2 separate regions of the Homo sapiens genome follow, and region 2 is linked to region 1. A link is a contact called in ENCODE Hi-C or POLR2A ChIA-PET data. All regions are on one chromosome and are shown on one strand. Each heading gives the region's core, a stretch centred on a gene start or an enhancer-like site at or near the end of the contact. The rest is flanking DNA. Distances are from core to core; before and after follow the strand shown.

The links. A loop is a pair of places that touch in the nucleus more often than their neighbours do. ChIA-PET counts read pairs that join two places held with the same protein, here RNA polymerase II (POLR2A). Pooled maps may share reads with other maps.
Region 2: a loop to region 1 is called in a map of naive thymus-derived CD4-positive, alpha-beta T cell, with 2.2 times the contacts of the local background. The contact joins the enhancer-like site here to the promoter of GPR18 in region 1. A Hi-C loop is called at or near these places in 1 of 168 maps with a recorded cell type or tissue (naive thymus-derived CD4-positive, alpha-beta T cell) and 5 of 50 pooled maps. POLR2A ChIA-PET finds 5 or more read pairs at or near these places in 1 of 52 experiments (activated CD4-positive, alpha-beta T cell).

The regions. Positions count from the first base shown.
Region 1 is chr13:99,257,068-99,259,767 of GRCh38, forward strand. It overlaps GPR18 (G protein-coupled receptor 18), which reads right to left and starts at 1,312. Exons shown (of 2, transcript NM_001098200.2): 1 at 1,087-1,312. All of the region lies in intron 4 of UBAC2 (UBA domain containing 2), which reads left to right. It overlaps LOC124903198 (a long non-coding RNA gene), which reads right to left. Exons shown (of 3, transcript XR_007063846.1): 3 at 1,372-1,519.
Region 2 is chr13:98,997,666-99,000,365 of GRCh38, forward strand. It overlaps a transcript of DOCK9 not described here. Among named protein-coding and RNA genes, the nearest start is that of DOCK9, 21 kb to the left of the region's middle. Within about 2 kb of position 1,331, at least 4 of the 41 ENCODE cell types and tissues checked have a DNase peak (open chromatin) inside an H3K27ac peak, as active enhancers do.

The sequences.
Region 1 (2,700 bases), core at 62-2,561:
CTGTCTGCCTTCCTTCCTTTCCCTTCCCTTCCCTTCCCTTTCTTCCCTTCTTCTCCTTCTTTCCTTCTCAAATATTTAGGTTAAATATGATTTAGGAGCATAATTCTATATATTTAAAAACATATTAAATTTTCCAAATATTGGTGTGACTAGAATATTAATTTCTATCAAATGAGGAAAGTGCTACAGAGAAAAATTATATCTCTAGTGTCATTCAAAGGAGAGTAATCTTGGAGGCTTAAATCTTATTTTTAACTGGAATGCATTCTTATTAAATAGTAGCAATTATAATATAAATGAAATTTTGTATTTGTTTTTCTTTTTTTAGTATTGCATCAGGACTCCCTTCACCTATCCTCATCCTTCAATTTTGTGACATAAGTCCTGTACTTACAAACCATCTTGAGTCTTTTTTCCCACGTTATGCTCAAGCTGTTTTTATGTAGCTTGTCACCAATACTTATATTCATTTGCTGACGTTTGAAAAAAAATGAGTGATGCATGTGTTTTAAAGGCATTATAGTATTGATTGTGCTCTGCAAACACAGAAATTTTTGGATAAATATTGAAAAGTGATTGACTTTAAAGTCAGCTTTTTAAAAGCTATAGATACCATGATTATCTGTAGCTTTTCTTTTCTTAAAAACCATTAAGTTATTTCATGAAACAATGTAATTGAAAACATGTGATGAACATTCCTAAATATACATATGATTTACCATAAACATTTTCTTTCCTTAAGTTGAAAAAAATTACATTTAGTATTAATGTAAAGCAATATTGAAAATAAATGTAAAATCATATTAATGTGGAAAGATGATTATATAGCCTATTTCAAGGTCTTTCACCAACATAGTTTGTTATGTTTATTTTTTTAATTAAATATATTTTTTTAATAGAGACGGGGTCTCACTATGGTGCTCCTGGGCACAACTGATCCTCCTGCCTTGGCCTCCCAAAGTGTTGGAGTTACAGGCGTGGGCCATTGCGCCCAGCCTGTATTATTAAAATGAAATGATTTTTGAAATGCAGTACATAAAGCATTACTTTTGACAATAATCATGAAGTTAATTAAATGCTGCTTACCTCCTGTCCATCAAAAGTCTGTGTGAGAGATGAGCATTTTTCAGCACTTCCACTTCTGTCGAAGGGATATCTTTGAGTTGCTTCTGTTAAAATAGCTCTTTCTGGAAACAGTGTATTTAAGAAATGTTGTATTTTGTTTTAGACTCTTTTGTTGCTTTAAAAAGTAGTTTCCAGTGTAACGCTTGGCGTCGGAGTTGGTGCTGGGCTGACTTTAATTGCTGCTTTGTCTCTTTCAGGAAGTGCTCTCTGAAATAGGCTTTTTCACCTTATGACTTTACCCTGGATGTGGTTTTTCTCTTTCACAAATGATTTGTTTATGAAGTCACACTTAGCATAAGCTCCCCTTGAAATGATGGCATATATTTAAGATAATTATATACAAAGGATAAAGTTTCTTCAGTTTGTGTACTTTGATGCTTGAAGTCTGCATCATCTATGGAAAGAGAAGATTTGATATTGAGTAAAAGGGGGTTTAAAGTCTAGCTTCTTTGCTTTATAAGCTATGTGACTTTGTCTAGTTACCTACCCACTCTGACTAACCCTTTGTTCCTACTTCATTTCTGTACAGTTGAAATAGAGATAATACTATATCCAGTAGGATTGTAGGGGCCCTAAACCAGAAAGATCCCAAGTGCTTAATAGTACCTGGCACTTAGTAGGTACTCCTAAATGGAGTCTCACTTTTTACTACCAAGTTATTAAAAATCATAGAATATCCACATTTCCACTTTTTACTATTTAAACATTTCTAAATGCTTAAAAGTAGGATCCTTGATTAATTGCTTCTGCTTTGCCACATACATTTATCCACTTTAGTTTGCTGTATTTTGTAAGTCTGCTTTTCTAGTGCGTGGAAGTCTAGAAATAATTTCTTTTGCATAAAAATTTCTGCAAATCTTAGCAGAAAGGACTCTGAAGTCTTTAGTGGACTGATTTACATATTAAGAGTGTTTTCACCTAAGAAGGGAAATGAAACCAGCAGAAAGGGAAGTGAGCAACGAATCGCTGCCTGCCTTGTTAGGTTAATTTTGTTTTACTTTCTCATTTCTTAAAAAAAATTATCTCTCATTTGCTTATCCTAAAATTTTAATTATCTTTATGTTTGGTTATGCATGGTTTGTCAACTTTTTAAAGGGTTCATGAACTTAAATGTATTTGTTTTTTTGAATTTTAGACAGTTTGGGGTCCATCCTTTTTTTTTTTTTTCTCAGACAAAACCATAGTAAATCTGTGGCTTAGAAAAGTTACTTAAATCCTTGCCTTTGGTGATAAAATACTTTTGATTGTTACAACCTGCCAGAATGATGGGTTTTAGAAGTGTTGGAGACAACCATAGCAACTATTTCTTGTGTGGATGAAGAAATTGAAGGCCAGTTACTTGCTTAAGAACTCAAGGTAAAGCCAGGTCCAGTTTCTCCCGCTGTAATAACTTCTTATGAGGTAATTATATTGATCTGTCCACTAGATAGGACTTCTTATGGCTGAATCACATTCATCAGTTTTTTATATGTGATGTTATATTTCATTCATCACACAGGAGTTTGATGTTTCAGCTGGACAGAAATCTGCCTGCATGCAGACCTAATCTGTCCTTTGCCTTATTCACATAGCTTA
Region 2 (2,700 bases), core at 81-2,580, 260 kb before region 1:
CCTTCACTGTTCTTTGTGGGAATTATTTTCCTGTCTCTGTGCATTGCTGGCTTGCAATTCCAGCCCTGGCTGGTCAGGAATACTCCAGTCACCCCCTGACTTTGTGCATCTTTGTTATACAATAGAAAACATTTCCATGTGGGGATTCTGGGAGAATAACTGAGAAGCATGCTGCTTTCCAGCCCCGTAGCTAACGAGAGGTCTGTTCTGCCAAAGTGTGGCACTGGCCCAGCCCCACCCTTGACCAACACAGCAGATTCTCCTAAGTCCCCAGGATCATCTCTGTAAAAGCCCTGAGGATTTTCTCAGACTAGGGCTGAGGCCATTCTGCTCTTCCAAGATTTGCTGCAAACCACAGAAACATCTCCAGGGTGATGGTGAGGGTGTCATGCATGTGACACCTGCCATTCTCCTCAGCTTTTCCTCTGTACTTGGTGGACCTCTGTGAATGAGTCACAGATGAGAACAGCTGAGGTGGGGCCGGGATAGACAGTGGAGCCTTGGGGCAAGGGTGATGGCAGCTGGCAGGCATGCATCATCAGAGAAGCCAGACAGGGCAGCAAGGTCCGGGCACCCAGACACCCACAGCGCACATGTCTCAATTCACTAAATGAAGTGGAAGCCCCTGAAGGTAGGACCCACCCTACCCTCAAGATGCAAACTCTGCTCACCCTCTGGGTATCCACTAAGACTGATTATTTGTCTAGGCATAGAGACAAATGGGAAACACCTGGCACCAATTATGTGTGGAGCACTCGAAAATCCTTTTTAACCTCGGATGCACTTACAGCACTCATGGCCTTGGTTTCCATCTGAATGATCCGGGCAGAGTCTCACACCAAGCTTCCAAAACCCTTTTAAGAATTTCCGAACCAAGAGACTTGGTGAAATCCATGAATGAGGAAGTCTTGTGGTACAGGAAGCATGGTCCAGGTCAGCCCCTACCCTACCCACCTGGCCTCTTCCAATCCATCACCCACCCAGGCACAGAGGAGCAACATTCTCAAATGGGGCTGAGATTAGGCTGCATGGCCCCTAATCGTCCAACTGCTAAAGTCTAGGCACAGACTCGTTGGGACCCCTCATCTCACCCTCCAATGATTACCATATAGTCATGGAGAGAGGCGAAGGCACAGACAATCCAAGGCCTTCCAGATTTCCCTGTGGGTCTGAGCAACCAGGCTCATCTTCCTAATGGTGTTTCACTTTGGGCTACTGTCAAAATTAGTTTGCAACCCCAAACTCACAATAAGTGGGTGGTGGAGGAAGCCAACCATAGTGTCCTTGGGGCTGGAGAAAGGGAAGCAAGCTCGGATCACACTTTTGCTACGTGAATCACCTAACCACAGATAACAGGGTGACAGGAAGTCAATGATTTGTATCATCTCCCCCTTTGACTCTTGAGATAAAAAGACCTAACCCAAACTTCAGAGAGTCACTGGCAATGGAGGCTAAGACACTGCAGATGTGGGGAATAAAAGCCCAGTGTGGCGATTCCCTGAGTTCCTTGAATAGTCTTTCCAACTAATTAATCTTCTTGTTCACATGTTCAGAGGGTGAGTGTGTGACCTGGAACACAGGTCATAGGAGCAGCTTATGAACAGATGTGTGCACGCATGCACGCGCACACACACACACACACACACACACACTCTCTCTCTCTCTCTCTCTGGAAGGTGACTAATGAGAGGATACCAAAACAACCCTTCTTTTAACAAGAAAAGCAAAAATAGTTTTAAATTGGCTTTTAAAATCTCATTTCCTAATAGAAGGATTTCTTGAATGATGATTTCCCTTGCTTGTTTCCAGATCATCTGGCCTTCTCCTGAATTCTCCAGTTGCCTGATTTGAGCCAAGTCCTGCGTGTCTGGGGTTGCAGGACAGACAACATAAACAGTACTAAAACTTATCCTCAGTGTTTCTTTCTTTTCATGTTTCTTTTTTAACAGAAAGAGGGCGATTCAAAAATTATAAAAATGGAAAAGGGTTTAAATTACTGATGCACAGAGAGGTTGTTTTTAAAATTAAGACCATTCCTGCATACTTTGCCTTTGGATGGTGTCCAGCATTTTTCAGATAAACATGCATCTGCACAAACTATCAGCGTTTCCACTTGTTTTACAAAACTGGTCACAAAGAGTATGATTTGGACAGAAGCCTGTATCCTTCTGTAACACAACAGCCCAGTCCAAAAGGTGGTTGAATGCTAAGGGTGAAAAGTGAAAACGGAAATTCAGTATCAAATCTCTTGCACCAAAGTTCCCAGGCACCATGACCACTCCCTGCCTTGTTATTTGGCAAAGAACTGGTTAAAAAAAGAAAAAAAGAAGAAGAAGAAAGCAACAATAAGACGATATACACTTTTGGGGAGTAGCTAAAATGTTTAGGGCTCTGCCTGCCTTAATACTCAACCTACCTGACCCCCTAAATCAGTTTGGTAAAAGCAAGATGACCTGATCTGATTCTGGGATCTGGGAGAAAATACACGCAGAAGGGGCTCCTATCACCAACTCTCATTATAAATATGCCACAATCCTTTTCACAGCCCTTCTCTGAGTCTTCTCCTGCCCTGATGTGTCCTTCTGAAGATGCAACACTCAGTTCTGAACAGAATGCAGAACCCCAGCAGGTCATGCATCTGAATGAGAAAGCAGTATCTTCCTGTCCTCTCTTCACAAGGCCCCAGGATGTTAGGACCAG